Regions from separate parts of the Homo sapiens genome. Here region 1 is linked to region 2. The links are chromatin contacts, found by Hi-C or POLR2A ChIA-PET in ENCODE. All regions are on one chromosome and are shown on one strand. Each heading gives the region's core, a stretch centred on a gene start or an enhancer-like site at or near the end of the contact. The rest is flanking DNA. Distances are from core to core; before and after follow the strand shown.

Evidence for each region. Hi-C counts contacts between places; a loop is a spot of excess contacts on that map. ChIA-PET counts read pairs that join two places held with the same protein, here RNA polymerase II (POLR2A). Pooled maps may share reads with other maps.
Region 1: a loop to region 2 is called in a pooled map, with 17 times the contacts of the local background. The contact joins the promoter of SNAP23 here to the promoter of CCNDBP1 in region 2. A Hi-C loop is called at or near these places in 1 of 37 single-sample maps with no recorded cell type and 9 of 50 pooled maps. POLR2A ChIA-PET finds 5 or more read pairs at or near these places in 1 of 52 experiments (AG04449).

What each region holds. Positions count from the first base shown.
Region 1 is chr15:42,493,227-42,498,767 of GRCh38, reverse strand. SNAP23 (synaptosome associated protein 23) reads right to left here and starts at 3,134. Exons shown (of 8, transcript NM_003825.4): 1 at 3,055-3,134. RefSeq lists enhancers at 2,374-2,917, 2,918-3,461.
Region 2 is chr15:43,183,602-43,188,736 of GRCh38, reverse strand. CCNDBP1 (cyclin D1 binding protein 1) reads right to left here and starts at 3,334. Exons shown (of 11, transcript NM_012142.5): 1 at 3,130-3,334; 2 at 2,858-2,917; 3 at 2,504-2,583. The coding sequence starts at 3,238. TMEM62 (transmembrane protein 62) reads right to left here. Exons shown (of 14, transcript NM_024956.4): 14 at 3,593-4,477. The coding sequence ends at 4,151. LOC124903478 (a long non-coding RNA gene) reads left to right here and starts at 2,850. Exons shown (of 2, transcript XR_007064604.1): 1 at 2,850-2,968. RefSeq lists an enhancer at 2,729-2,828 and silencers at 2,999-3,088, 3,309-3,608.

The sequences.
Region 1 (5,541 bases), core at 1,885-4,384, 690 kb after region 2:
TTTCTTTCTTTTCCTGAGATCACTCAGATCACTGGATCACTGAGCTGAGACCACCAAGTAATTTATAAAGCAAAGAGAAGAAATTTAAGCCAGCTGTAGAAATTTGCGTTAAGTAACAAGGAGCTGAATGTTAATCACCAAAACAATGGGAAAAATGTCTCCAGGGCATATCAGAGATCTTCATGGCAGCCCCTCCCATCACAAGACCTGAGGCCTAGGAAGAAAAAATGGTTTCGTGGGCAGCCTCAGAACTTGGGGCCCTGAGTCCCAGCTGCTCCAGCTCCTGGCTAAAAGGGGTCAAGGTACAGCTTGGGCTGTTGCTTCAGAGGGTGCAAGCCCCAAACCTTGGTAGCTTCCACGTGGTAGCTGGGCCTGCAGGTGCACAGAAGTCAAGAATTGAGGTTTGGGAACCTCTGTCTAGATTTCAGAGGATGTACGGAAATGCCTGGATGTCCAGGCCAAAGTCTGCTGCAGTGGAAGAGACCTCATGGAGAACCTCTGCTAGGGCACTGCAGAAAGGAAACGTGGGATTGGACACCGCCCACCCCCCAGAATCCCCACTGGGGCACTGCCTAGTGGAGCTGTGAGAAGAGGGCCACCATTCTCCAGACTCCAGAATGGCAGGTCTACAAACAGCTTGCACTATGAACCTGGAAAAGCCTCAGGCACTCAATGCCAGCCCAGCAGAGCAGCCTCTGGGCCTGAACCCTGCAAAGCCACAGGGTCAGAACTGCTCAAGGCCTTGGGAGCCCACCCTTGGCATCAGCGTGCCCTAGATGTGAGACATGGAGTCTAAGGAGATTAAAATAAGTTTTAAGACGTAATGGCTGTCCCACTGGATTTTGGACTTGCATAGGGCCGGTAGCCCCTTTGTTTTGGCCAATTTCTCCCATTTGGAATGGGAGCATTTACCAATGCCTATTCCCCCATAGCATCTTTAGAAGTAACTAACTTGCTTTTGATTTTACAGGCTCCTAGGCAAAAGGGACTTGCCTTGTCTCAGATGAGACTTTGGACTTGGACTTTTGGGTTAATACTGGAATGAGTTAAGATTTTGGAGGCCTGTTGGGAAGGCATGATTGTGTTTTGAACTGTGAGGACATGAGATTTGAAAGGGGCCAGGGAATCTGGGCGTGGTGGCTCATGCCTGTAATCCCAGCACCTTGGGAAGATGAGGTGGGTGGATCATGAGGTCAGGCGTTTGAGACCAGCCTGGCCAATAGAGTGAAACCCCGTCTCTACTAAAAAATGCAAAAATTAGCCAGGCGCGGTGGCTCACGCCTGTAATCCCAGCACTTTGGGAGGCGGAGGCCGGTGGATAACCTGAGGTCAGGAGTTTGAGACCAGCCTGGCCAACATGGCAAAACCCCATCTCTACTAAAAATACAAAAATTAGCCAGGCCTGGTGGCAGGTGCCTGTAATCCCAGCTACTTGGGACGTTGAGGCAGAAGAATTGCTTGACCCTGGGAGGCGGAGGTCGCAGTGAGCCAAGATCGCGCCACTGCACTCCAGCCTGAGCGACAGAGCAAGACCCCATCTCAAAAAAAAAAAAAAAAAAAAAATTAGCCAGGTTTGGTGGCACACATTTGTAGTCTCAGCTACTCAGGAGTGTGAGGGAGGAGAATCGCTTGAAGTGTTGGAGGTTGTAGTAAGCCAAGATCGCGCCACTGCACTCCAGCCTGGGTGACAGAGTGTGAGACTCCATCTCAAAAAAAAAAAAAAAGAAAGAAAGAAAGAAAGGGGCCAGGGGCAGAATGATACAGTTTGGCTATTCATAATCTCATCTCGAATCTGGTGAGAGGTGATTGGATTATGGGGGTGGTTTCCCCCATGCTGTTCTCATGATACTGGTTTTATAAGGGGCTTTTTCCCCTTCACTGTCTCTCTCCTGCCATCCTGTGAAGAAGGTGCTTGGCTTCTCCTTTGCTTTCCACCATGATTATAAGTTTCCTGAGGCCTCCCCAGCCATGCAGAACTGAGAGTCAATTAAACTTCCTTCCTTTATAAATTACCCAGTCTCGAGTATTTCTTTTGCTTTTTGTTTTTTTTTGAGTTGGAGCCTGACTCTGTCTCCCAGGCTGAAGCTCAGTGGCACGATCTCGGTTCACTGCAACCTCTGTTTCCCAGGTTCAAGTGATTCTCCTGCCTCAGCCTCCGGAGTAGCTGGGATTACAAGCATATACCACCACGCCTGGCTAATTTTTGTATTTTTAGTAGAGATGGGATTTCATCATGTTGGCCAGGCTGGTCTCGAACTCCTGATCTCATATGATCCTCTCTCCTCGACCTCCCAAAGTGCTGGGATTACAGGCGTTAGCCACCAAGCCCGGCCTTGGGTACTTCTTTATAGCAGTGTGAGAACGCACTAATACAGACCCCATTCCAGGAGATGACAAATAGCAAAAGGCAAAATGATACTCCCTTCTTGACTTTTTTTTCCTCTCCCACTTTTATGTCTTTACGTTTCCTCCTACCATCAACTGCCTTTCCTAACATTGTGGTGACTGATTAAAGAAGAAAAAAAGGACGAGATGAAACTACACTTTACAGTACTTTTTCCCCCCACCACTCCAATCCCGAATTGTGAAATTCATTCTTTTCCTGATCCTCTAATTTGTGCAGTAATGCCGCGAGGTAAGGCTGAACCTTTCTAGAGAGCAAGGGCTATCCAATACCAGGAACCTCAGAGTCCTTCCTCAAGCCATTATCTCAGAGCTATCTGATCACTGTGGTCACCATACAGGCAGTCTATTAATGTCAACTACAGCAACACAGTAAGGGTGAGGGGCGGAAAGTGATCTCTGTTTAATTTCGAGGAAGGGTCCAGAGAATTACCATCCAGCTACCCTTCCTCCACTGGTCCCTCGATGTTCTCCCGGCACCTCCCGTCCTCTCTCCGGGCCCATCTGCCGAGTAAGGGCCAGAGAGCCCCCTCCTCCGCTTAAGCCCGACCCCACCAACTTTTCAACCAATACGATACACTCTTTCTTCTCAGGACATAGTCTCAGACTTCATCCCGGCCAGCTCCCTCCGTCCCACTCCTGGAGACTCACCAAGCGGGCGAGGCCACTCCTCTCCGGCGGCAACTCGGACACCCCAACACCGGACCTGGCGCTGCACCCTAGTCGCGCCTGCGCGCGCCGAGCCCGCGCGCCTGCTCACTTCCCGTTCGCCGCGGACACAGACACACCCCTGCAGCTGGAGCCAATCACGGTGCTGGGGGTTTAAATGTCCCTGCCACGCAGACGGAGAGTCTGGGAATTCACTAGTTAACCGGATAGATTTCAGTCCTGCCCGAAGCTGGGAGGTGTTCATGCAATAAACATTTACTGAGGGCAAACCGTATGCCAGGCACTGTGCTGGATGAACGCTGAAGAAAAGAAAGCGAATACAGTGCTTTCCCTGCTCTTCATCGCCTTTCAATATGTCTAGACTAAGATATAGATATGTAAACAAATTATAGTGGATAGAATACAGTGCATAGCACATAGAAAATTTGAGGCGCCTTTGGCTGATAATGAACAAAGCGTTTTATTCTTAGGGGTGTCTGGAAGGGTTCCCGGAGGAAGTGACTTGAGTCATGAAGGATAAGTAGGAGTTCCCCCGGAAATCCGGCAGAGAAAGAGCTAGAGTTTTCCAGGCTCTGGGGAACAGCTTATGTCGAGAACAGCATAACGCCTTCTGGAAATTTCTAGTAGTTCATCCTTGTTAGAGGCTTAGTGCTAATCGTACATCCCCGAGTGTAGAGGAAAGAAAGCTTTAGAAGGCCAACAATCGCTAGATCTTGGAAGGCCTTGGAATTTTAGACCACTTTGTACTAGGGGCACTGAAAGCTATTGAAGAGTTTTAAGCAGATGGAGGATTATTGTAAACTATTTGCTGCAGGAACCCCTCCATGCACCTCTAAGAATAAAATAAACTGCTGGAAATCAAGAAAAGAAAGTGCTTCACCAGGCACAGTGGCTCACGCCTGTAATCAATCCCAGCACTTTGGGAGGCTGAAGCGGGCAGATCACGAGGTCAGGAGTTCCAGACCAGCCTGGCCAACATAGAGAAACCCCATCTCTACTAAAAATACAAAAAATTAGCCGGGCATGGTGGCAGGCGCCTGTAATCCCAGCTAGTCGGGAGGCTGAGGCAGGAGAATCGCTTGAACCTGGGAGGCGGAGGTTGCAGTGGGCCAAGATCATGCCATTGCACTCCAGGCTGGGCAACGAGAGTGAAATTCCGTCCCCCCTACAAAAAAAAAAAAAAAAGAAAGAAAAAATAGCTGGGTGTGGTGGCGGGTGTCTGTAATCCCAGCTACATTACTATCATAATGTCTATCACTGGCGACAGTGCCAGACTCCATCTCAAAAAAAAAAAAAAAAAGTGCTTCAAGGAGTAAGTAGTCTATTCCTAAGGGATCAAGGAAGATGAAGCCTGAGAAATGTTTTTTTTAATTTCATAACACAGAGGTCACTGATTATCTCAGTGAAAGCTGTTTGTTGGAATGCTGGGGTTGAAAAAAACAACTTAGTAGTTTGGAGGTGGGGGAGATGTAGAGATGGGGACAAGTTGTAGAATGCTTTTGGAAAGTTTGGCCTTGACAGGGAGGAAGGAGGGAGAATGATGAAGGATCAAGATTTTTTGTTTTTGTTTTTTTGATTTTTGTTAGAATTAAGACAGGAGAAACTTGAGCATGGTAGGGAAGATTCAACTGAGAAAAAAATGGTTGAATAAAGGAAGAGAAGGGATAGTCAGTAGGCAAAGATCTTGAAAGGGTAAGAATAGAGGCAGTTTAGAGGCAGTTCGAAACACTGGTAAGAATAATGGTTTTGGAAGAGGGCAGGGAGGGAGAAAGAGAGAGAGAGGAGATATTTCCCCAATTATGAGAGGAAGTATGTTTCTGTATGTTTAGTAACAGGAAGTTAAAGTTCTCATTTGCTGACTTGTTTTCTCTGTGAAGTTGAAGATGGGGTCATCTTCTGATAGAAAAGGAGGTGGTATTGGGAGTTTAAAGGAAAGCTGAGAAGATTTGGAATATTGTAGAAAGTAATACAACAAGTTGACAGAAGAATGTTGTAGGACTGGTAAGCAATATTGAGGGCCTTTTTAATATGGGCAAAAATGAACTCACCATTTTCTGCCCTCCTGTGTAAATTTCTCAAGCAGCAGTCACTTGTTGAGGGCAGAGGTGGAGAAAATGTATGGTTGAGTTCATTAGTTCATTTAGGGTTGTGATGGTCATTGATATAATTCCGTGGTTCTCAACCAGGGACGATTTTGTCCTCCGGGGGATATTTGGCAATGTCTGGAGATGCTTTATTGTGATGACAGGGAAACGGGGGTGGGTACTACTAGCATCGTGTCCAACAGTGCTGCTAAACATACATACACACACACGCACACACATATATGTATATATATATAGAGAGAGAGAGAGAGAGAGAGAAGGTCTTGCTCTGTTGCTCAGGCTGGAGTGCAATGGTGTGATGTCAGCTCACTGCAACCTCTACCTTTGCAGCTCAAATCCTCCCACCTCAGCCTCCTGAGTAGCT
Region 2 (5,135 bases), core at 2,085-4,584:
GGCCTACTATACTCATCACATACCAGGGAGGAGTTAGCTATATAGTAGATATTGGGCTGACAACTCAATAAACCATTAAGAAACAGCAGGAAAAAACTTATTCCTGATACTCTGTATCCCAAGATATTCATGATATCTTAGACCAGGAGCTGGCAAACTGTGGTCCTCAGGCCAAGTCAGGCCCCACTGCCTGTTTTTGGAAATGAAGTGTATTGGGACACAGCCATACTCACTGGTTTTAATGTCTGTAGTTGTGTTTGCTCTATAAGGGCAGAGTTGGGTAGTTGGTTACAAAATCTAAAATATTTACTAACTGGCCCTTTACAGAAAAGAGAGGGAGGGAGAGAGACAGACAGACCAACTGACAGACCATGGTTATTAAACCATTAACCAGGTCTCTCTCTTTTTTTAACAGAATCAGAATATGTAACTAAAGGTAACTAGCATGGACTCGACAATGCTCCATGTTAACTATTTTCCTTCTAGGTGGTCACTGGCTTTCTCATCTTCCTTGTCCTCAATTTTCTGTTAAATTCTAAGTCAATACTATACAAATGTGGTCCAGGTTGGAGCCAGTCTACAAACTGTTTGTGACCAGTCAGGGATGAGATAAGCAGTGACTGAGAGTGTTTAGAAACTTTTATGGCAATTTGACATTTATTCAACATCCGAGCACATAATTTTATTAAAGTATCATTCCATACAGATTGGAATTTAAAAAACAACAACAACAACAAAAAAAAACCAACAACCACCCATCTTTTAGTAGGACTAAAGTGGTGAGATCTCAAGAAGGCAATGATGATTCATGTGTATGTATGTGTGTATATACACACATATATACATATATGTATTTATTTGAATATATGTATATACTTGAATATTTGTATATATTTCAAATAAATCCAAATTCTAACTTTTCATCTATGAGTGAAACTACTGTCCTGAGCATGTATAGAAAATCAGTTCTATGCTGCCTCCTTGTGGTATCTTACTTGCAGTGAGTTTTAGCAGCAAGTCCTAAGTGCATTTGAAAGAAAGGGGTTAGCAGATAAGAAAAATAAGGTAATATTAACTACTCTTTTTGAAATAAGTATTTTCCATGAATCTTTTGAAGTGCTCTCATACAATTCATCTCTTGTTTCCTCATCACAAATCTCAAAGGTAGGCCAGGCACGGTGGCTCACACCTGTAATCCCAACACTGTGGGAGGCCAAGGCAGGCGGATCACTTGAGGTCAGGAGTTCGAGACTAGCCTGCCCAACATGGTGAAACCCCGTCTCAACTAAAAATACAAAAATTAGCCAGGCGTGGTGACAGGTGCCTGTAATCCCAGCTACTCGAGAGGCTGAGGCAGGAGAACTGCTTGAACCCGGTAGGCAGAGGATGCAGTGAGCCCAGACTGTGCCACTGCACTCCAGCCTGAGTGACAGAGAGAGACTCTGTCTCAAAAAAAAAAAAAAAATCTCAAAGGTATGTAGGAGGAGAGAGTTTATCACTGTAGGTACATGCAGCAGAAGATATTTATATCCTTTCCAAACACCTATATATGTAGACTGAAAAATTAAAACAATTGACTATGAAAATCAAATAAGGCAATGAATATGCCATTTTAAAAGAATCTTACTCCTATATTAAGCATACACAACTCTAGAAAAACTGAGCATAGAGCATACGTGGTCATAGCCAACATGTTTACTTTCATTAGTTTTATAATAAAGGAATATTTAAAATGCATAAATCTTTGTTCTAGCAATTCTACTTCCGGGAATTTTTTCTACCAATATACACACATACACAGAATTAGGTAATTCATCACGACACTGTTTGCAGTAATTCTAAGTTGGAAGGTCCAGAACAGTGTTTATGTATCATTTGTGTAAAAAGAAGCTGACACATACAGATAAATGTATATGAATGTATATATGCACAGAATATACGTGGAATAATGCAAAAGGAACTGGGGGAGACAAAAATGAGAAAGTGGGTGGAAAGGTAAACTTAACACACTTTGATATCTGTTGAATTTTGTACTATCTACATATGTTACTGATTAAATATAAAAAATAATATAAAAAGGGTATTATGCAGTATAACAGAATAGGTAGCTTAGACATCAGATAGACCTTGATTTAAATTCTAGCCCCCCTGCTTTTTTTTAAATCTTAAGCTGAGCTTCTGAGCCTCCTTGCTCATCTGTCAGATGGCCATCAAGTATGTGAAAACACCCAGCAAATAAAAAGTGCTTAAAAAATTATCAGAAGGGAAACAACCAGGATAAACTTCAGACTGAACCAATATTTATAAGACCTGCCTACTCCGCGCCAGGAACTGCACTTGGCAATTCGGTCTTCACAACAATCCTGTGAAGTAAAAACGGTAACCTCACTGGACAGATGAAGAAAAGAAATCTCCTGGCGTGCGTGCAAAAGGTGGAAAGAAAATTAGAGGATTCCTAAGGTGTAACTCGGCAGCCCAAGGATTCCACGAAAGTGAAGCCCACCTGTGGAGACGGCAGTGGAAGCTGAGAGAAGACTATGGTCAGAGTCGTGGCTTCCCTTGACACAGTCACAGCTGCCTCATCTGGGGGGTGGCCGAAGAGGAGGCAGGTGCCAATACGTTAGTGCTGCACGGACTTGGAAGACTTCCCTTACCGACCGAGACTTCTCAAAAACACTTCCCGAATGTCGAGGTTAGAATTCTATTTCACCCTCTCAGGTGCTGAGGTGGGTAAGGTACCTCACAGAAAGGATGCAGCGGGGGAGAGCAGTCCCCTCCGTGGGGGACAGCGGGAGGAAAAGGGGTCGGGACGCTGGAGGAACTGAGGCAAGGGGAGCCCGGAAGGAGGCGCACTCACTGAGTCTTCTCCAGAACATCTCTCGATTAAACTCCTCGGTGGTCTCCTGGGCTTCGCCGACTTGTGGGTGTGGCGTGTGGGGGCCGAACGGTGGCGAATGGAAAAGCTGAGGTAAGCGGAGCCACCTCCCTCGCCCAAGCCCGGCTCCCCGCCGCCGCCCCAGCCCGCCCTCTCCGCGACCCCGAGCCCGGCCTCTCCCCGACCCCGAGCCCGGCCTCTCCCCGACCCCGAGCCCGCCCCTGCCGTCGCCCGTTCTAACTCCGTCAGCTCACCCCGCACTCGAGGCAGGAGCAACCGCAGCTCCTCCGCCAAGTGCCGGAGCTGCTCCAAAGGCGAAGCCAGGGTGGGGACTGCGGCTGCAGGTGCAGTTGCGCTCGCCATCTCAGTCGCTTGCCGAAGGCCGCAAACACAGGCCTCCGCTGCCACTGCCGGAGCCGCACTGCGACAGCCGCTCCACTTCCGGGCCACAGCGTCAAGGGCTCGTTTCCGTCAACAAGCCGTCCAGCCCCGTCCCAGAGGCCCTGCCCTGCCTCCTCCCGCCACGAGGCCCGGCCCCGCCCGAGGTCCAGCACCACCCATCCCGTTATCAGAGACCAGGCCTGGCCCCGCCTCCTCCCGCCCCGCCCTGTCCCCTGAGGTACAGCACCAACCATCCCACTCTCAGAGGCCAGGACAGGCCACGCCTTCTCTTGCCCCTTAGGCCAGGCTACACAAGCAAGCCTCAGGCTCACCGTCTTTCTTATTCATCATTCATTCATTTATTTGATTAGTTGAAAACACTTCCGACTAAGGAAGCAGAGAGCCCACAATCCTGTGGGAAAACAGGCCTGGGAACTAATATCTCAGGGGTAGTGAGGGTCGGGCCCAGATCCTCAAAGGTTCCCTGCCCCTGAAATTGCACCTTTGACAGCTGCTGAATTCCAAGCACAGCGGTAAGTGCTTTACATGGGGTAACCCTAAAAAACACACTGGGCCTCAGACACTCCCGTACACACACCCAACCTCTACCCTGTGGATGTCCTAGATAAGGGTTTTCTCTTCACAAAGGTAAATCAACTCTTTGCCTCCTTAGGGAGGGAAGGAATAAAGGCATTATTTTTGAGACTTTTCTGCAGTCCATTCTGCAGGTATCAGTAGTGGGTAATCCCTCCAACGTCCAGGACTCCAAACGAGCAGCTGCTCCCTAAAGCTCACCCACCAATCCTGGCCCTCCACCTGCTACTGGGGTAGAGGCCTGGGCTACAGACACAGAGGCTGGGCTTCTGCCCAGCTGCCAGTGGTGAGACATGGCCTTCAGGAGCTCAGGTGGCTTTTTAACTGCACCATGAAGATTCCAAACTTGGTGGAGTTCAGTGTCCACACATAACGAATGAGAACAGGTGTCAGCAGTGTCAACCAGGTCCGCAAAGGGGAGAATAAAAAAGCTAGGGTGCCGTATGTTGCATAAAGAAAGTAGCAGGAATAAACCTGCCAGATGTACAGCAGTAGCATAAGTAGGTGAACAGGCATAATTTTCAAGTATTTTCTTTGATGGAGATGAGACCTGAAGTTGTGACCAAAGCACCGCTGCAGCAAGCTCCAACACATGTAAGCCATCAAGGGGATGTTAAAAAACGCCAGCTGGAAAAGAACAGAACCATAGCTTACTCCCAAGTCCTTGGAAGAGTTTGGTCTTAATAATGCATTATTAGTGGATCCTAAGACTATGCTGCTATCTGTCTTGGCGTTAGCTAATTTACTTCAAGCACAGTTGCTTATAACACAACAGCTGACTTGTGGCTAGTTGTGTATTTGCCCATGTCCTTTTATTCATCTTAGAGGCAGGTATCATTTAATTTATGCTGAAGTCCCAACTTGTAGTACAGTATCATATACACAGTTAATACCCAATGGTGTTAAGCTGGAATTGAACTGAGTAAATGTATACACACACATACAACAACCCCTCTTTTTTGGTGGAGTGAGGGGAGGACTTGGCTATCAGTATTTTTTTTCTTACCTCCATTTTTGTTTGAGGTAGCATGATAAGTACTGGAATATAAATTAGAGTATCTAAATTATAATCCAAGTTGAGCTGCTGTATGATTCATTCATTTAACAAATATTTATTGAGCACCCATTATGTAGCAGGCATGAGCTAGGCTCCAAGTTGGGGACACAATGGCAAACAAGTTAGAAAAGGTCCGTCATAGAGCTTACATTCTAACAGGGAGAAGACAGACAAAAAAAAAAACCAAAAAATATAATTACAGATCGTGATTAGTTCAATGAAGGAAAG